Regions from separate parts of the Homo sapiens genome. Here region 1 is linked to region 2. Evidence: chromatin loops called from intact Hi-C (ENCODE). Cell type or tissue: gastrocnemius medialis. All regions are shown on one strand. Links, peaks and the distances in the headings refer to the core of each region. The heading gives the core; the rest is flanking DNA.

Region 1 (10,624 bases), core at 3,824-8,823, 170 kb before region 2:
GGATTCCACGGTCCCCTTTCTCCTTCCTTTTTCAATTCTGAAACCATCCTTGTCTTCTTGCCGGAGTTAGCACCAAAAAAAAAAAAAAAAAAAAAAAAAAGTTACTCTTGTAGTTTACATGTCATAAATGAAAATGGATATTCCCTCCCAGGGCATAATCTGAAATATTTGTATTTGGGTTTCAAATGTGTGATAAGATGCTCTCTGTGGCAGATCGGCCTTTCTAATTGCTGTGCTTGTTAAAATTCAAATTAGGCTTTATTCTCTTAGCAAACGTTGACTGACAGTTGCAGAGAGTGGCCCAGAATGGCACTGAGTGATGGGTGGCCAGGAAGCCTGCGGTAGGAAATTCACAACAGACCTTTCATAGAGAAACGGCTGGCCTTGACTTTGAGTCCTTCCATCCCAGGTGCTTTAGAGACAGAGCCGCCTGACCCTTCCTTAGCTTGGCCCGGGGGTGCGTTGGAGGGGGCTGTTCCCACCTGCAGTTCCTAAAGGACAAACTGTCTGATACAGGCTTCATGTGGGGCTGGCCAAACCCCACCGAGGTTTGCACACACCCCAGGATTGCAGAACCTGAGCTCGAGGAGTGGGACATGACCTCCCCACGCCTCTGCTGAGTATCCCAGACCTTCCCATGTCTTTCTTTTCTTTCTTTCTTTTTTGAAAAGGAGTCCCATTCAGTCGCCCAGGCTGGAGTGCAGTGGTACGATCTTGGCTCACTGCAACCTTGGCCTCCCAGGTTCAGGCATTGCTCCTGCCTCAGCCCCTCGAGTAGCTGGGATTACAGGCGCGTACGACCATACCCGGCTGATTTTTGTCTTTTTAGTAGAGACAGGGTTTTACCATTTGGGGCAGGCTGGCCTTGAACTCCTGACCTCAGCTGACCCACCTGCCTCAGCCTCCCAAAGTGCTAGGATTACAGGCGTGAGCCCCTGCACCCGGCTGAACCTTCCCATTTCTAATCAGAACTGACCCTGGGATCAACTGACCTCCTTGGAGTGTAGAGGCATCCTGGTTGTCTGGGGACTTTGGGTGGGATCTCTGCCAGTTTTGCCTGCAGCAGAAGGAAAGGGAAGTGACTTATCTTAGGCACCTGCTTTGAACAAGGCACTGAGCTGAGCACGTTCACATGTATCTACTAATTTAATCCTGACAACAGTCCTGAAAAAGATACTTTCCCCATTTTCCATCTGGGGAGACTGAGGCTCAGAGAGGTCACTGGCCTGCCCAGTATGGCGCTGCCAGCAAGGGTTGAGCTCATATTGAGTCTGGGTCGGTGTGACCCTACAGCCATGCCCTTGACACTATGCCATTCCTGCCCTCCTGGCTGGTTGTGTTCTGCTCACTTCCAAGAATGATTTCCAATGGCTTGCAAAGTTACAGTTAGCACAGTATGACAAGCAAGGCATGAGACTGGGAGTGAGTGGGAACGAAGAGGAAAGAAAGTGAGAGGAGGCTGGGCATGGTGGCTCACACCTGTAATCCCAGCACTTTGGGAGACCAAGGCAGGAGGATCACTGGAGCCCAGGAGTTCAAGGTCAGCCTGGGCAACATAGGGAGACCCAATCTCTATTGTAAAAATAAATTGTAAATAAAGTGAGAGGAAAAGGCAGTTAGAACCAGAATTAGACAACTATCCAAAGTTCCCCAGGCCCTGTGTACTTTGTAAAGATGAGATACAGACTTGATTGTGAGCTTCCCAGCAACCAATGCAAAAAGGGCAACCAGATAAGTCATGTGACTTACGCTGTCCACAAGCTCAAAACAAAGCATGTGTTGAGGGAAAGCACAGCTCCTCTGGTGTTGGCAAAAAAAATTCTCCCTAAAGATCCTCGTAAAAAGAAGTCACTTGGTTTCATTGCCGGTTACAAGTTGCTGGCAACCAAGTGCCACTGGCAGGTATCTTACAGCTTAATAGAAGCAGCATTACATTGGTCTAAAAGAAGACAAGAGAATTACAGGCCCATTTTTAGGAGTGGATACACCTCTTTCTATAGGTAGAGGAACTTCTGTCTGGATTTGTGAGTTGGGTGATTTCAGATACTGATTTATTTTTATTTATTTATTTATTTTGAGACAGAGTCTCGCTCTTTCGCCCAGGTGGGACTGCAGTGGCGCTATCTTGGCTCACTGCAAGCTCCGCCTCCCGGGTTCACGCCATTCTCCTGCCTCAGCCTCCCAAGACGCTGGGACTACAGGCGCCTGCCACCACGCCCAGCTAATTTTTTGTATTTTTAGTAGAGACGGGGTTTCACCGTGTTAGCCAGGATGGTCTCGATCTCCTGACATCGTGATCCGCCTGCCTCCGCCTCCCAAAGTGCTGGGATTACAGGCGTGAGCCACCGTGCCCGGGCCAGATCAACTGATGTTTTGAGTTCAGATACAGAGTAAATGTAGCTTGTAAAGTACTGGTCATTAGAACCAGAGAATGAACTCTGTCCCTCTTTTAAATCTGGTTGGTTTAGTCTTTTTAGACACATACCGTTCGGGGACAAAGAGATCGATCAGAATTTTCTTGCCTCCTCGGACGGCATCTGACCTGGCTAGGTTGCGGGGATCTGTTGGAGAGAGAAGCGTGTCATGGATCCCGCATCGAAAACAGCCTTGAAGAGGGCCAGGAGCACGGAGGACCTGGGGAGGGCCCTGACCACTGGACACATCTGCCCTTTGCTCCTCCTTTTTGTCTCTGCTGGTGGCCCTTTCTGCTGTATTCACGCGCCCTCACCACCTCCTGTGTATTCGTGTGCTGGAGTTCAGCCGCCAAGGTGGAGAGAGACTCCCTGTCGGGGAAGGACTCCGGCCCCAATGCCTCCTCCTCCAGGCCAGGCCGCCATGGTGGGTGGGAAGAGAGGCCACTCCTAGAGAAAGAGACACTGTCAGTAGGTGTCAGGAGGTGTCCCGGGAGCTCGCCGCGTGGTAACCAACAGACACAGCCCTTCTTGGCATTCAAAGTTGCACCCTGATGCCTGTGAGGGAGTCGTGACTTTCTGTTACCACTGACCCAGGGCAGAGTTTTAAACAGTGACCTTAAGGCGAAAAGCTCCAGATCTCGTTACTGACCAGTGCAGCCAGCCACTGCCTTCCTTCCTTTTTGATTCTAAAAATGACACTCGGGTTTTAGAGGGTTGCTTTTCAGGCAGCCGAAATCCCCGCATGCACCTTCTCGTACATTTCAGGAGAGAAGAATCAAGTCCATCCACGGTATCCTTGCCCAGGTACCGGTATCCATCAGAGCGTGATTGGGGTTTCAGCAGAGCCAGGCCTGCTTTTCCTGGCAGAGGCTGGGCCCCTTTAGATTTTTCTTGTAGATTTTGCTTGAGCCTCCCAGCCCTTCCTTGCTCAGCACCTGTGACCCACTGGGTCACAGTGACCCACATCCCATGGCTCTGACCGCAGCTGGACTCATCTCACACTCACGTTCATCACGGCTCCCAGAAGGCACGTGTTTTTAATGAGAGGCTCATTTCCACCACTGCCCCCCAGCCCTCCGCAGCAAGCCAGTGCAACGCCAGGACAGTCTGCTGACAGGGGAATTGGAGACTGGAGGGAGCAAGTTTTACCTTTTTGGTTTGACCATTTAAATTGAAGTCATGCATACAGGGAAAGTTATGCATATAGAAAAATGTACACTTCATACTGCGTGCATTCAATTAATTTGCGCCAAATGAATGCACCCGTGTCCCCTGCACCCAGATGGAAAATGCCACCAGCACCCTTAATAGCCCCCACCTGGACCCCTGAATTGGAGTGAATTTTGAAAGAAGAGGGAAAGAAAGTGACATGTCCCAATTAGAACATATGGGACAGGCACTTTCTATACTGTCCACCTTGCCCCAGATTCTTTTTCTTTTTCTTTTTCTTTTTTTTTTTTTTTTGAGACGGAGTCTCACACTGTCGCCTGGGCTGGAGTGCAGTGTCATGATCTCAGCTCACGGCAACCTCCACCTCCCAGGTTCAAGAGATTCTCCTACCTCAGCCTCCCGAGTAGCTGGGATTACAGGTGTCCGCCACCATGCCTGGCTAATTTTTTGTATTTTTAGTAGAGACGGGGTTTCACTATGTTGGCCAGGCTGGTCTGGAACTCCTGACCTCGTGATCCACTCGCCTCAGCCTCCCAAAGTGTTAGGATTACAGGCGTGAACCACTGCGCCCGGCCCAGATTCTTTTTTTTTTTTTTGAGATAGAATCTGGCTCTGTCACCCAGGCTGGAGTGCGGTGGCACAATCTCACTGCAACGTCCACCTCCCTGGGCTCAAGTAATGCTCTCACCTCAGCCTCCCAAGTATCAAATTCTCATTTTAAAAATTAAGAATCAGACCCAAAAAGAACAAATGACTTGACCATGACTGAGGCCACAGAGCCGAAAATGTCCCCATCCTGGAGTCTTACTGTGGCACACTCTCATCTTAACCACACACTCTAGTTTTATCCTCTCTGTGTCTTTCATAGATTATCAGGAAGCGAAATAACCTGTTAATATTTTCAAAAGTTCTTATGAAATGTGAAGTGCTGTATAATGATTAAGATAGAAAGGAGAAACTAGGAAACGAGAGCTTTTAATCCTAGCTTACAGGAAATTCTAACTAGTAGGAAATCTAATTCAGGCAGCGCTGGGAAACATCACAGGCTATGAGATGAAAGTCAGCTAAATTGGGATCTAATTCTATAATCTAAATATAGATGTAGATATATTACAGGTTGGCCTTTTCAGCTGGAGAGAGTATCATTCACTCCAAAAGTGCCTTTTGTATCACAGAGAAGAGCGCAGCCAGGGGTGATATCAGCTGAGGAAGGGGGCGGGCAGCTTGGCGTGAGGGGCTTTCATTCATTCCTTAGTCATCTCTATTTTCTTAAATTTTATAGTAGGAATTATTTGTGCGTTGTATGTATAATAAACACATGGAAAAGACAAGAGCGAGGAAGGCATCTCAGGAGTGTTTTTGGGAAGGAGGCTGTCATGGCATGTGGGCAGAGGGAGGTCTGGGAATGGGATTTGCTGGGTCAGAAAGATGTCCATGTTCTTTGCCAATTTGGCATCAGAAATGGCCCACACCAGCCAGGTGTGGTGGCTCATACCTCTAATCCCAGCACTTTGGGAGGCCGAGGTGGGTGGATCAACTGAGGTCAGGGGTTCGAGACCAGCCTGGCCAACATGGCAAAACCTCATCGTCCCCACTAAAAATACAAAACTTAGCCGGGCGTGATGGGAGGTGCCTGTAATCTCAGCTGCTCAGGAGGCTGAGGCAGGAGAATCCCTTGAACCCGAGAGATGGAGGTTGCAGTGAGTCGCGATTGTGCCACTGTACTCCAGCCTGGGCAACAGAGCAAGACTCTGTCTCAAAAGGAAAAAAAAAGAGAGAGAGAGAGAGAAAAGAAAAGGCTCACGCCTGTAATCTCAGCACTTTGGGAGGCTAAGGCAGGAGGAGCTTGAGACCAGCCTGGGCAACATAGTGAGACCTCCTTATCTCTACAAAAAATGAATTTTTTTTTTTTTAATCAGCTAGGCATGGTGGCATGTGCTTGTAGTCCCAGCTACTCAGGAAGCTGAGGTGGGAGGATCACTTGAGCCCAGGAGTTCGAGGCTGCAGTGAGCTATGATTGTGTCATGTACTCCAACCTGGGTGACAGAACGAGACCCCGTCTCTAAAAGAAAAAAGAAAATGCCTGTTTCAGTTGTCACTCCTCACCAGTGAGGCATGGGAGTGTTCTCTTCCTCCAAACCTCACTAACCCTGGATAATGGCATTGTGATAAATTTTCCACTGGTCAAAAAATATATATTGCCTTAAACTCAAAACTCGTCCATCAACAGTGAGGTTGGCTGTCTTTCCGTGTGTTTGTTAGCCAGTGGTATCTCCTGTGTAAATTACCTTTTGACATCCTTTGTTTATTTTGGTTGGTCTTTTACCTCGTCGTCATCTTACTCACTTTTAAAGAGCATGAATTAAGGCCGGGCACAGCTGCTCACGCCTGTAACCCCAGCACTTTGGGAGGCCAAGGTGGGTGGATCACCTGAGGTCAGGAGTTCCAGACCAGCCTGGCCAACATGGTGAAACCCCGTCTCTACTAAAATTAGCCAGGCGTTGTGATGGATGCCTGTAATCCCAGCTACTTGGGAGGCTGAGGCAGGGAGAATCACTTGAACCTGGGAGGTGAAGATTGCAGTGAGCCGAGATCACACCACTGCACTCCAACCTGGGCACAGAGAGAGACCCCATCTCTAAAACAAACAAAAAACCACAGTATGAATTAATTATTTCTCTCTTACATGTTGTAGAAATTTTTCCCAAATCTACCATTCATTTTGTAAACATAAACTATATTTCTGTACTCTCTTATAGTAATTGTAGATTTCTAGTGTTTCACTTGGTTTTTGAATCGACAACAGTTTTGTGTGTAGGGTATTGTAGTGTAAGGGATCTGTTTTTTCCCCCAGGCAGATAGCTCATTTTCCCAATGCAATATTCCTTTAAATATTCTGAATAAAAGAAAATTTTAAAAATCATTTTTGAGCGATGGGAAATGTGAACCAAAAATATGCATAAGGAATTTTTGATTGAAAAACCCAGACGGGGGCAGGAGTTTGAAATGAACTTCCCCTAAAAGCCAAAACTTGTAGAGGTGGCAGCCTGAGGGCTTTCCAGAGAGCTGTAATTGACTGTTTCTCCCATCAGCCACTCTCCTCTTTCTCATAACTTTTTTGGGCAGCCATTAAAGATCTGATGACGAGTGTGAATGTGGCAGCATTTTGGCATTTTGGATGGTGGCATAATTGCACATATTGAAAAACTCTAAATTTACATCGGTGGATCCAGTGCGTCTCATTATACTGGAGGTGTGAAAACTCCATGTGCCTCTTTGAACAATTGTCCTGCTCTGTCACAGTTCAGGGGAAACAAAAGTAGCTCCAACTTCCCGAGATTTAAATTTGACTTTATTCCATTTAGTTGATATTGTAACTAGAATTTGAATAGTCTTTTCCCTTTCTGATTTTTTTTTTTTTTTTTTTTTTTTTTTTGGAGATGTAGTTTCGTTCTTGTTACCCAGGCTGGAGTGTCGTGGCATGATTTCAGCTTGCTGCAATCTCCACCTCCCAGGTTCAAGCAGTTCTCCTGCCTCAGCCTCCCAAGTAGCTGGGATTACAGGTGTGTACCACCACACCCGGCTAATTTTTGTATATTTAGTAGAGATGGGGCTTCACCATGTTGGCCAGGCTGGTCTTGAACTCCTGACCTCAGGTGATCCTCCCGCCTCGGCCTCCCAAAGTGCTAGGATTACAGGCGTGAGCCACTGCACCCAGCACCCTTCCTGATTTCCATTTCCGCTTTTATCTCTCCACTCCCGAAGATGTATCAACCCACAAGGAACTTCCTTCCAGCCCTTACTTAAAACATTGCTCTTTTTCCAGCTCCAGATATTCCCTACATTGGCTGCCACTCCTCCTTGTCTCTGTTCAGTCTTGGAAAATTGGTTTGGTCCAAGCTGAAGCTATTCTTTGAAGAAATACCATTATTTTTAAATAAAAGGATTCCCCAGCCTGGACAGTGTAGCAAGACCCCATCTCTACCAAAAAATCAAAACTTTAGCCAGGCATGATGGTGCACACCTGTAGTCCCAGCTATTTGGGAGGGTGATGCAAGAGAATGGTTTGAGCCCAAGAGATCGAGGCTGCAGGTTAGCTATGATCGTGCCACTGTACTCCAGCCTGGGCAACAGAGTGAAACCGTGGCTCAAAATAAATAAATAACATAAAAAGATTCTCCTTTGAGAGAATCGCTTGAACCCAGGAGGCAGAGGCTGCAGTGAGTCGAGATTGCACCACTGCACTCTAGCCTGGGTGACAGAGTGAGACTCTGCTCAAAAAATAATAATAATAAATAAATAAAAAAGATTCCTCCTTCCAGGAGCCAAGAACTAGGAATTTCAAGCTGCAATCTTGCTTTTTAAGCATGGTTATATATGGGGGGTCAGCAGAATGTGTGAAAATTATTGAAAAGTAAAGCATGAGATGTGACTGAGCTCTTGAGAGCAGACCACTTTCCCCTTCTTAAAACGTTTTTTTTTTCCCTGACCCCTGTCTGAGATACAGGCTCTCCTGGTTCGGCCCACCTTGCCCATCACTCTGCTGGGTCCCCACTCGCGCCCTGCACCTGAGGTTAGAGGGCACATAAGTCTCGGGGACCTGCCCTTTGATATCTACAAGACCCTGTCCTCAGGGGATCCCATCGACTCTCGTGGCTTAAAATACCATCCACAGAAGGATGGCGTCTATATTTATATTAACCCAAATATTCAACTGAATATTCAACATCTCTACTTGGAAAGACATCTCCGGCTTCACATGGCTTCAAAAGAGAACTGTTGACCCCTCCCACACACACCGCCTGCACCACCAATCCCAGTCCCCCTGTCACCTCGGGAAATGGCGTCACCACCCAGGGGCTGCTCAGGCTAAAACCTAGGTGTGCCCTGGGGCTCCCCCTCCTCTCCCCCGACATGCCTGGTCCACCAGCAAGCCCGTCCTTCCTCCTGGATACACCTGGGCTCCCAGCTACACGCTGTCACCTTGGCCCAAGCCACTGTCATGGCCACCCCACCACCACTTCCGTTCTTGGCTGCCTTCTGTCCATTCTCTTTCCCCAGCGGCCTCAGTTTTATTTCTAACGAATGCAGTTCAGATCTTTCCGTCTCCCTGCTAGACCCTCTGATGTCTTTCCATCCAACCTTCCACATTCTGTGACCCCACGTCGCCCTCACTGGCTGGGCCACGGCCCCTCTAGCCCCGGTCTTCACCCTTGAACCTGCCTAGCCTCTGTCCTCCTCCTCTGCGCCCCGTGGCTTCTTCCACTTTCTTCCACCTGGCTCACCCGGAATTCCAGCTACTTGTGCTCTTCCTGTCACACATTGCCTGGTGTGTCATTTCCATCTCTGTCTACCTTTCCCTCCTAGAATGCCATTCCCATGAGAGCACTTTCAGGCCACTTCACGGCGTACGTCCAGCCCCAGGCACAGAGCCCGGGGTATCATAGGTGCACAGTAAACATCTGTTGATGGGCTGGCTGGATTCTATGTGGGAAGCATAATGACCAGTGGTCACAAATTACTGGGGCCAGAGGGGCGCTGCCTGGTGTTAACCGCCTGGTGCCTGCCCTACCTTTAAAGCCAAGAGTGTCCATTTAATGAGCAAGAAGCAGAAATCCTGGGCAAGCAGTGCAGATGTAGGCTCTCGGGAACATGTTGACCACTCAGAAAACCTTCCAGGAGGTGAGTACCAGGAGATGGAGGTGCTCTAGACTGTGATGCTGGGAAAGGATTGTGGGCTAGAAAAAGGGCTCCCTAGGGCCGGCATATGGGCCACTGGGTGGAAGAGGGGCTCTGAGACCCTCACCCTGGAGCAGGTCATCACCCACACCGAAGGAATGAAGCGTGAATTCGGTCACGCTTAAAATGTTGAATTGTTGGCAAAAGCCCAAGTTAATGAAATAGCATGGAAAATGGATGTGATGAGATTTTTGAATTGTAATTAGATTAACATTGTCACTAGTTATCAGTCTGATATATCTTATAAATCAAACGTTGGGTTGATTTATCTTTTATCACTTCTAGGGACTTACTCCTAACAGTAACTCACAAACCAGCCCCAAATCAGAGCTGGTAGGATGGGCTCCCAGCTATCTTTAGGAGGTTTGTTGGTTTGGGGAAGACAGCTCCCCCTTGGCAGGGCTCAGGTGTTTTCTTTCTTTTTTCTTTTTTTTTTGAGACGGAGTCTTGCTCTGTCATCCAGGCTGGAGTGTAGTAGCACAATGTCGGTTCACTGCAACCTCCACCTCCTGAGTTCAAGCAATTCTCATGCCTCAGCCTCCCGAGTAGCTGGCACTACAGGTGCCCACCACCATGCCCAGCTAATTTTTGTATTTTTAATAGAGATAGGGTTTTACCATGTTAACAGGCCAGGCTGGTCACGAACTCCTGACCTTAGGTGATCCACCCGCCTTGGCCTCCCAAAGTGCTGGGATTACAGGCGTGAGCCACCGTGTCCGGCTGGGTGTTTTATTTCTTCGTCTGTTATTCAGGAACTTTGTTTCCAGCGCTGTGAGTATGAGTACAGGCCCAGGGCTGGGTGACAGAGTGCGGAGAGCGGGGCCCTACCCTTGAGCTGTTTCTGGAAGGGCTCCCAGCCAGCACCGGGCTTAGGGAGCAGTGCCCTGCAGTGTCATTCTGGGCCAGGGAGGTTGTGATGAATATTATTCTCAACAGAGGGTCCCCAGGGCAGTGATGCCACTACTCAGGATCTTACAGAAGAAGAACCTTCAGGCTGGGTGTGGGGGCTCACACCTGGAATCCCAGCACTTTGGGAGGCCAAAGTGGGAGGATTGCTTGAGCCCAGGAGTTCGAGACCAGCCTGGGCAACATAGCAAGACCCTGTTTCTCCAAAAAAAATGTTTAAAAAGTAGCTGAGCATGGTGGCATGCACCTGTGGTCCCAGCTACTGGGGAAGCTGAGGTGGGAGGATTGCTCCACCCGAGAGGTCGAGGCTGCAGTCAGCTGTGATTGTGTCACTGCAGTCCAGCCTGGGCGACAGAGGGAGACCCTGTTTCCAATTAAAACAATAAAAATCTTCA
Region 2 (10,624 bases), core at 3,730-8,729:
AAAGTATTTGAGGTGGATTTAACACAAGACACAGCATCAATAAAGCTCTTAAGTGAAGTCTGAGATTTAAAGGAGCATAGCTCAGTGGGGAAGATGACTTCTAAGGCTTGGCTTTGAATAAAGCCCAACTCTTCAATAGCTTGGTGTGACTAAGACATGCTCTACCTATGTGGGTTTGTTTTTTTGTTTGTTTGTTTGTTTGTTTGTTTTTGGAGACAGAGTCTTGCTCTGTCACCCAGGGTGGAGTGCAATGGCACGATCTCGGCTCACTGCAACCTCCACCTCCGGGTTCAAGCAATTCTCCTGCCTCAGCCTCCCAAGTAGCTGGAACTACAGGTGCACACCACCATGCCCAGCCAGTTTTTTGTATTTTAGTAGAGACGGGGTTTCACCATGTTTGCCAGGCTATTCTCAAACTCCTGAACTCAGGCAATCCACCTGCCTTAGCCTCCCAAAGTGCTAGGATTACAGGCATGAGCCACTGCACCCAGCCTCTATGTGTTTTTTTTATTGTTAAGAGTTCGAGGCTGGGTGCAGTGACACACACCTGTAATCCCAGCACTTTGGGAGGCCGAGGCGGGAGAATCACTTGAGGTCAGGAGTTCAAGACCAGCCTGGCCAACATGGTGAAACCCCGTCTCTACTAAAAATACAAAAAAAAATTTAGCTGAGCGTGGTGGTGCACGCCTGTAATCCCAGCTATTGGGGAGGCTGAGGCAGGAGAATCTCTTGAACCCAGGAGGCAGAGGTTGCGGTGAGCCAAGATCATGCCACTGTACTCCAGCCTGGGGGATGGAGCGAGACTTCGTCTCAAAAAAAAAAAAAAACAGCATTACTATGCCACCCTGATACACTGCTTGGCTAGGAGGGAAAACTTCTTGTTGCAATTAACCTTTCTATTTTTTTCGCTACGTCTAAGTATTGTGAACTTCCTTTGTGGTATTTTAGTGATTAGACAGGATGGAGGGCGTTCTTAAAGATTCATGGCCAAATCCAATGATGTCAGAGTGAAGGGAACGGACGGTCTTCGTGGGGCCAGCAAGTCTGGCCCCATCTGAATTGTTTGTCTAACACTTCACAAGCAGAATAGGAACCGCTGAATTATTCATTTTCAAGTTGCCCTAAAAAAGGTACTTAGCCTGCCGAAAGGCAGACTTTCGGTGCCAGCGAGAGGAAGAGGAAGGATGCTGTCTTTCCTATGAACGTTCTCGTGCCTCCACTGCCTGGGTCTTCAGTTTCACTTCCCAGCCCTGCGGGGTACAGGAAACCACCAGCTAACTTAAGTGCAAGGCAATTAAGCGGGGAGGGAATTGTGGACAAATCTATAGAACTCTGAAGCCACAGGTGAGCCAAGCATTGACTTTACTGGGGAAAAACCAGGTGGAAGAAGGTTGAAGGAGCTTGGGTTGGTCAGAAGATGCCAGGATTTGGGACCTGAGCCAGGGAGGTGGGCCCAGGAAGTGGGATTGGGCTTGGGGATGGGGAAGGAGAGGAAGCTGAGAGCGATAACTAGTATGCAATCAGAAATTTTTTTTATTCTTAGTTTTAGCTTCTCTGCCTCTGCCACCAAAGCTTTGTTTTGGTTTTTGAGACAGGCTCTCACTCTGTTGCCCAGGCTGTAGTGCAGTGGCACAATCTTGGCTCACTTCAACCTGTGCCTCCCGGGTTCAAGCAATTCTCCCACCTTAGCCTCCCGAGTAGCTGGGATTACAGGTGCACACCACCACTCTCAGCTAATTTTTTTTTTTTTTTTTTTTTTTGTATTTTTAGTAGAGACGGGGTTTCTCCATGTTGGTCAGGCTGGTCTTGAACTCCTGACCTCAAGTGATCCACCCGCCTCAGCCTCTCAGAGTGCTGGGATTACAGGCGTGAGCCACCATGCCTGGTCCCAACCTTTCCTTAACACTTCCTACCACACAGTACTTAGGGGAGAAAGTCATTAGAAACCCTTGTACTTGGGAGTAAAGGCCAGGCTTTTAGTAGAGACAGGTTGCCTACCATGCCCTTGAGCCCATGCACCACTGCGCCGCCCTGCACCTCAGTTTCCCCACTTGTGAAATCCTAGCAGTCTTCCTCTGTAGGTCTGCACTGCTCCCCTGTGGTGTGTCTTTTGTGCAGCGCAGGAGGCAGATGAGAGAGAGAAGCCCGCGTCTTGTCCAAAATATGATTTGGCGCATTCTTGGGCAGCGTCTGTTGGAGGTACAGGCGGGATGCTCACAGGTGAAGTAAACCAGGAATGGCAAACAGAACCTGAAAGGTGGTTCTGAAAGAGAGAATGCAGAAACTGGGCAAGCAGTACTCCCACCTGTAGGAAGGTTTGCTGGCGAAGTTTCACACTAAAACATGAAGGAGACTGTTAAAAACAATGGGTATAGATGACAGAACAGCATCCCTTCCTAAACAGCCTTTAAAAGTCTGAAACTAGGGCCAGGTGTGGTAGTTCACACCTGTAAGCCCAGCTAGTTGGGAGGCTGAGGCAGGAGGATCACTTGAGCCCAGGAATTTGAGGCTGCAGTGAGCCATGATAGTACCACTGCACTCCAGCCTGGGCAACAGAGCAAGACCCTGTCTCTACAAAAAATAAATTAGCCATGTGTAATGGTGCACACCTGTAGTCCCAGGTATTCAGGGGATCGAGACAGGAGGATCACTTGAAGACAGGAGTTCAAGACCAGCCTGGCCAACATAGTGAGACCTTGTTTCTGCAAAAAATTTAAAAATTAGCCGGGAGAGGTGATGCACACTTGTAGTCCCAGCTACTTGGGAGGCCGAGGCAGGAGGATCTCTTGAGCCCATGAGTTCAAGGCTGCAGTGAGCCATGGTCAAACCACTGCACTCCAGCCTGGGCAACAGAGCAAGACCCATCTATTAAAAAATAATAATAATAATAAAAACAAATCTGAAAGTAAAGAAGTAACAACCGGTCCCCATTTCCTGCCAGGTTGTTGTCTACCCGTGATTCCTGGCACAGTTGGGGCAAGTCCCCGGAGTGCAGGAGCCATGTTGCCTGCGTCTTTGTAACTGTCCCATGGCCAGGGGGCTCAATGGATGGCAGGCTGCCGGCCCACGATGTCAACAGCAGGAACTTGTGCCTCAGTTTCCTCCATCACCTAAGTGTAGGCCTCTCACCATGACAGTTCCCTTCCTGGGTCAGATGGTACTTGGGGGGTTCCCTTCCAGAATTCATTTTCTTCCCATTCTCTGTTCTTGGCTAACAATCTTTTTCTTTTTTATGAGACAGAGTCTTGCTCTGTCACCCAAGCTGGAGCACAGAGGCGCGATCATAGCTCACTGCAGCCTCCAACTCCTGGGCTCAAACGATCCACCCACATCAGTCTCCAAAGTAGCTGGGACCACAAGTGCATACCACCATACCCAGCTAATTTTTGTATTAATGTTTTGTAGAGACGGAGCTTCACCATGTTGCCCAGGCTGGTCTCGAATTCCTGGGCTCAAGCGATCCTCCCACCTTGGCCTCCCAAAGTGCTGGGATTACAGGTGTGAGTCACTGCGCCTGGCCCAATCATTTTCTGTGTCAAAGAAAAACATATATATGGTATATTATTTTTTAAAGTCACATTCTTCTTATAGAGATGTGCTCTTTGTATACATTTTTTTCCCCTTGGCAAGTGGGTAAACGGGATTCCGGGAAGGTAACTGTCTTGACTAAAGTTAGCAGAGTCTGGCATCAGGTGGACCGCACAGGACGGCCACTTCTTCTTTTGTTTTTTTGTTTTGTTTTGTTTGAGACGGAGTCTCAATCTGTCTCACCAAGACTGGAGTGCCGTGGTGCGATCTCAGCTCACTGTAGCCTCCACCTCCTGGGTTCAAGCCATCCTCCTGTCTCAGCCTCCCGAGTAGCTGGAATTACAGGCATGCACCACCCCACCCGGCCAATTTTGTATTTTTAGTAGAGACGAGCCTTTACCATGTTGGCCAGGCTGGTCTCGAACTCCTGACCTCAGGCAATCCACCCACCTCAGCCTCCCAAAGTGCTGGGATTACAGGCGTGAGCCACTGCGCCCAGCCAGGACGGCCACTTCTAATCCATATTCTTTTCCACAGCTGCAGCCACAGCCATGCAGCGTCCTTTAGATTCTCCTTCTTCTTGAGTATTTTTATGTCTTGCTTATCACCTTGTTTCATTGCAAATGGAATAGTAGCAGTCAGCATCAGTGCACGCTTTACAATTAATGAGTGACGATGGAGGGATACCTGACTACTGTGATGCTCTTCACTTTTTTTGTTGTCTTATTGGGTTTTTTGTTTATGTTTCATATGTTAAATTTCCGACGTACGCGTGACCTGGTGTCAGCATCTCCCGTTCATGGCCCATCCCGTCTCACCTGTCCCCACTCCTGTTTTGACTTGAAGCTACTCCCAGAATCCTTTCATTTCCTTTCTAAACATTTTAACACACATATCCTCACAATAAGGACTTTCTTTTTAATATAGTCACAGCGCAATTAGCACATTCAAAAATAATTTTTCACCTGCAGTCCCAGCAACTCAGGAGGCTGAGGTGGGAGGATTGCTTGAGCCCGGGAGGTTGAGGCTGCAGTGAGCTATGATCACACCACTACGCTCCAGCCTGGGTGACAAAGCAAGACCCTGTCTCAAAAAAAAAAAAAAACAGTAAAAATAATAATCATAATAATTTTTTAATATGATCAGGTAAATCTAGCCAGTTTTGAAATTTCTAGTTGCCCCCAAACTTCATAATGGTTTTATTTTCTAAAATTATTTTAATTTAGGCTGGGCGCAATGGCTCACGTCTGTAATCCCAGCACTTTGGGAGGCCGAGGTGGGTGGATAACTTGAGGTCAGGAGCTTGAAAACAGCCTGGCTAACATGGCAAAACCTCGTCTCTACTAAAAACACAAAAATTAGCTGGGTGTGGTGGCACACACCTGTAGTCCCAGCTACTCAGGAGGCTGAGGCAGTGGAATCACCTGAACGGAGAGGCGGAGGTTGCAGTGAGCCGAGATCGCACCACTGCACTCCAACCTGGGCGACAGAGCAAGACTCCGTCTTAAAAAAAAAAAAAAAAAAAAAAATTTGAATCTCGATTCAAGTAAGATCCACACGTTGCAGTTGGCTGGTGTATCTTTAAGTCTTGGTCATTGTATAGATTCCCTCTTCGTCACTTTTTCTTTTCCTTGCAATGTATTTGTGCTAGAAATGGGGTCATTTGTCCAGAAAAGATTCTCCACCCCACTGCTGAGATTTTACTGATTGCCTCCCCAGAAATAGTTTATCATGCTCCTCTGTCCTCATGCTTTCCTGAAAATTTGTGGTTGAATCTAGAGGCTTGATCAGATTCAGGCTAGAAGTTTTTGGCCAAAAGCCCCTTTGTGGGTGATTGTGATGATCTCGCGATGGTGTCAGGTACTGGAAGTGAGCGCTCACCAGAAGAGAAAGGTCCTGACTTTGATACACAATCATAATGAATCCAGGCATGGAGCTTGGTGGTTTACAAAATCTTTTCCTTTCTTTTTGTGTTCTTGTTTTATCCTCATGCTAATTTCTTTGAATTTCATGGCTCCTCCTGTATAGGTGACTGTCCAGCTCAGAAGTCTGTCCAAGGTCAAACAACTAAAAGACAATGGGAGGGCCGGGCGCGGTGGCTCACGCCTGTAATCCCAACACTTTGGGAGGCCGAGGTGGGTGGATCATCTGAGGTCAGGAGTTCAAGACCAGCCTGACCAACATGGTGAAACCCTGCCTCTACTAAAAATACAAAAATTAGCTGGGCATGGTGGCAGGCTCCTGTAATCCCAGCTACTCATGAGACTGAGGGAGGAGAATTGCTTGAACCTGGGAGGCAGAGGTTGCGGTGAGTCGAGATCGTGCCATTGCACTCCAGCCTGGGCAGTAGAGCAAGACTCCATCTCAAAAATAAATAAATAAAAATTTTTACAAAATAAAAATGCAGTGGAGAAGAATTCCAACCCATTTTCCACCAGCCACACTCTTTTCTGTAGACCACAATTTTCCTAATTTCACTTGATTTTAAAGAACAAAGGAACCTGCACACCCAGCCTGCTCTCCACTTCTTTGGGTAGAGCAGGGCTGTTAGAACTCTAGAGAGATGCAGGAAGCAGCCGCCGATGAACCCAGATGCTCATCCCTGGAGGCACTGTGCGGTCTCAGGAGCAGAAGCCGAATGAATTATGCAATATCAGAGCCTCATTCCCTGGGCCGCAGCTGTCCCATGTTCCCTGCCTGGAGATGACTGAAGCCCGAGTGACAGTCACAGGCTGTTCCCGATCACGCTGGGGTCACACGCTCTGGTGAGCACCCAGCCGGCCAGAGCTGTGCTATTGGTTTGGCACAGGTAGAAAGTTGACCCCGCACGTGCCGTAGAAGGTCATTTCGTTCGGTTCATCAGCTATACTCGGACTGGCTAAAGGAAGATTTTATTGAAATCGTTTCCCATGAACACGTCAACTTGTGGGGCAGGAAGGGAAATTTTCTTCCCGTTTGGGATTGAAAAGATGAGGCTTAACCAAACTCGTTCTTATGTTCGTTGGTTTGTTTTTTCTTTCTTTCTTTCTTTTTTTTAAACAGACTCTCACTCTGTTGCCCAGGCTGGAGTACAGTGGCGTGATCTCGGCTCACTGTAACTTCCACCTCCCAGGTTCAAGCAATTCTGCCACCCCAGCCTCCTTAGTAGCTGGGATTACAGGCGCACGCCACCACACCTAGCTAATTTTTGTATTTTTAGTAGAGATGGGGTTTCACCATGTTGGCCAGGCTGGTCTCAAACTCCTGAACTCAAGTGATCCACCCACCTTAGCTTCCCAAAGTGCTTGGGATTACATGAGTGAGCCACTGCGCCTGGCCTAAACTTGTTTTTAATCATTACTTTTGTATCATTTAAATTAGTATAATGGTAATCTACAGAGAACAAATTCTGGTTAATTTCTGAGCAGACAGAGGTGACATCCTGGCCGTTTAACTGTCTCTCGGCACAGTGTTACTTCCAGCAAAAATGAAAACCGCTATTTCCAGAAGGTTATCTGTAGGGATAAAGCTCCACAGACTGGACCGACTCTCTTTCCAGGCCTTTGATTGGGGAGGGGTGGGGCCACCGTGGAGTGTGACACATTTGATCCGGGGCTTGGCAGATGCAAGATGGCTTCATCCTCCCCTCTACTTCTGCCAAAGCAGAAGTGGTTTAACCTTGGGTGGAAAACGAAAGATAGGGCAAGTCATACAGATGAGGGCTGCCAAGAAAACCTTTCCCCGAAAAACACTCTCTCCTCCCCTCCTCCCCTTCCCCATCAGCCTCCGTGTCTTCAGTCCTGACCTGGTTCACAGATCCGTGTTGGGCACGGGGATGAGTGATGAGTGGTGAGCTGGGCCACCTGGTTCTGCACTCCAGGACCTCACGGTCCATTGGACAAAAAGAAGCCTAATTCTGGGTCTTTCAATACTTCTCCCCCAAGACTATTATTGCCTTGTTTTTCAGAGGCTCTGAAAAGCGAATCATTTTCCTTCTGCAATAACATCTTGTAGGCTCTTTCCTTAAAAGTTGTATTTACAATTTGCCAAAAGAATTCTACCCTTTCTGCCCTTTAGAATACTAGCCAGTGAATGGCTGTCTGTCAAGAAGACAGGGGACCTCAGGTATCACAGGTGTCATTAATTTGCATATTTGGGCCGGTGCGGTGGCTCATATCTGTCATCCCAGCACTTTGGGAGGCCAAGGCAGGTGGATCACTGGAGATCAGGAGTTCGAGACCAGCCTGGCCAACATGATGAAACCTGATCTCTACTAAAAAAATAGAAAAATTAGCCGGGCATGGTGGCGCATGCCTGTACTCCCAGCTACTCGGGAGGCTGAGGAGGCGGAGGTTACAGTGAACCGAGATCGCCCCACTGCCCTCCAGCCTGGGTGACAGAGCGAGACTCCGTCTCAAAAATAAATAAATAAATAAATAAATAAATTTGCATATTTGGTCAACCAGTATTTTGTGAGTACCTGCTGTGTTCCCTGGAACTATGGCAGTGGATAAGCAAGTAATCAATATATGAACAAGAGACTTTGAGACGGGAATAAATGCAACAGAAACAAAATGAATGGACAATGGAGAGTGTGGCTGTGGAGAGGCCTCTCAGAGGAGGGCCAGGAGGGCTGAGACCCAGGCCTGTAGGTGGGACAAGCATGGTGCTTCCAAGAAACAGAACAGGACTAAAGAGGCTGGGCACGGTGGCTCACACCTGTGATCCTAACACCTTGGGAGGCCAAGGCAGGCAGATCACCTGAGGTCAAGAGTTCGAGATCAGCCTGACCAACATGGTGAAACCCCGTCTCTACTAAAAATACAAAAATTAGCCAGGCGTGGTGGTGCACACCTGTAATTCCAGCTACTAGGGAGGCTGGGGCATTCTCAAGAATCACTTGAACCCCGAAGGCAGAGGTTGCAGTGAGCTGAGATTGCACCAGTGCACTCCAGCTTGGGCAACAGACCAAGACTCCGTATCAAAAACAAACAAACAAAAAAACAAAAAACAAAGAAATGCCCATCTTTTATTTTAAAAATCTTAATAAAATAGGGATATAGTTGGATATTTCATTAATAAATGTATATATATAATGTATTTTATATATAACTACACATTAATGTATGTGTTATATATATATAATATATTAATATATATATATTATATATTACTCAAGAACATGAGTAAGTTCTTGAGTGGTGATTTGTGAGATTTAGGTGCACCCATCACCTAAGCAGTATACACTGCACCCAATATATAGTCTTTTTTCCCTCACCCCCCTCCCACCCTTTCCCCGCAAGTCCCCAGAGTCCTTTGCATTTTCATCGCTTAGCTCCCACTTACGAGTGAGAACATACAATGTTTGGTTTTCCATTCCTGAGTTACTTCACTTAGAATAATAGTCTTCACTCCCATGCAGGTTGTTGTGAATGTCATTAACTCGTTCCTTTTTAGGGCTGAGTAGTATTCTGTCGTGAGATAAGAAATATTCAAAGGGTGTGGGAAGAGACTCTGCCGTCTTTATTTGCAGATGTGGTCACAGGATGCCTCGCAACCCCGAGAGAGCCACTGAAAAGTTGTTACAAAATTGAACAGGCTTCCATTTCCCTGTGGCCTCTCTCTCTAGACAGCCGTACCTCTCTATCCCAGTGTCCCCTGCTCAGTAAATCTGTACTCATCCTCCAGGGTACAGACTGGATGTCCCCTACTCCGGGATACTGTTTCTCCTGGTGTCTGCAGAGGCCCTTGTACCACTTTCTGGGATGTCACTGTGCTGAATCGCTGGTGGCTGCCATTTCCTTCCGCCTCCCACTGGGTAGACAGGAAGGGGGTCCCTGCCCACCCACCCACCCATGCCCGGTATATCCCTGCTGAGCTCCTAGGATGTGCAGGGTGTATTCCTGTGTGCTAGCGAGAAGGGAGTCCCAGCGCCACTACGCCATTGCCCACTCCTCCCCTGGGACATTTGTTTCCCTTGGGTGTGGTTCATGGTAGGTGCCCCATGGGCGTTATTGGTGGGAGACCTCCCTGTCTCAGTCTGAGCTGGGCCCATCGCCATCAGGGCACGACAGCCACAGCAGGTGCCTTTGCTGGGAGTAATCTTGCCCTGGCTCGCATGAGACTGCAGACCAGCCCTTCTCCGTAAGTTCAGGCGTTTGTGCTCCGATCAGCTTTTCCTATAGGTTTGTCCCCCACCCCTTGCCCAACTCTTTGACCCCCCGAGTTAAGGGGATTCCAGACCTAGAGCCAAGTGACCTTCCTCAGAGCCTGGCCCTGTCTCCACCGCTTCAGCAACCTGCTCTTTCTGGACAGGGTCCAGCGAGCCCCACCTCTGTCCGTTTCCTCTACCCCCTGTGCTAAGGAAGCCTCACCTGCAGTGTAGGTTGTGGTGAAAAATGTCCCCCCTTAAGGACAGAGCAGGTCATCACGTGCAGCCCTGGGGTAGAAGGGGAGAGTTCGCTTGATCAAACCTAACTGGAGCTTTTCTTTTAAAGCAGGAAGAATTAATCTGTAGATATTTCTCCTTTCAATGCCAAAGAACTTTATGATCTGGTATTGAGACTATTGGTGGGTTTTTTTTGTTTTCTTTGTTTTTTTGTTTTGTTTTGTTTGAGACAGGGTCTCGCTCTGGTACCCAGGCTGGAGTGCAGTGGCACGATCTCAGCTCACTTCAACCTCTGTGACCGGGGTTCAAGCGATTCTTCCGCCTCAGCCTCCCGAGTAGCTGGGATTACAGGCGCTCGCCACCATGCCCGGCTAATACTTGTATTTTTAGTAGAGGCAGGGTTTCATCATGTTAGCCAGGCTGGTTTCAAACTCCTGGTCTCAAGTGATCCACCTACCTCGGCCTCCCAAAGTGCTAGGATTACAGGCGTGAGCCACTGGGCCCGGCCGAGACTATTGGCTTATGAATCAAGTCTAAGAAGATACACTAGTCTTTGAAGGCCGCTCTGTATGTTTTTCCAACTGCCTTGTAGATATACTTTGTTTTAACAGCTCGTTTTAACAGCTCCTGATGCCAGCGTGCTTATTTGGGTATTGAAATATGCGCCAACACCGTGCCCCGATGCCACGCGTTAGCCCCCAGGAGGCTTGCGTGAAAGTAAATACTAGA

The links. Hi-C counts contacts between places; a loop is a spot of excess contacts. Peaks named below come from ENCODE experiments on the same cell type or tissue, not always from the same donor. Only the 100,000 strongest peaks of a DNase experiment are listed, where the experiment ranks them.
Region 1: a loop joins it to region 2, with 2.1 times the contacts of the local background. A loop is called at or near these places in 1 of 110 quality-filtered maps.

Annotation. Positions count from the first base shown.
Region 1 is chr7:101,969,909-101,980,532 of GRCh38, forward strand. All of the region lies in intron 2 of CUX1 (cut like homeobox 1), which reads left to right. Among named protein-coding and RNA genes, the nearest start is that of CUX1, 160 kb to the left of the region's middle. RefSeq lists an enhancer at 8,685-9,326. In gastrocnemius medialis, for the core only: no CTCF peak of the experiment used is centred there; a DNase peak (open chromatin) is centred at 6,013; H3K27ac peaks cover 2,900 bases.
Region 2 is chr7:102,140,053-102,150,676 of GRCh38, forward strand. The region is part of intron 8 of CUX1 (cut like homeobox 1); the gene reads left to right. Among named protein-coding and RNA genes, the nearest start is that of SH2B2, 140 kb to the right of the region's middle. RefSeq lists a silencer at 10,132-10,273. In gastrocnemius medialis, for the core only: no CTCF peak of the experiment used is centred there; DNase peaks (open chromatin) are centred at 6,269 and 7,109; H3K4me3 peaks cover 361 bases; H3K27ac peaks cover 3,545 bases.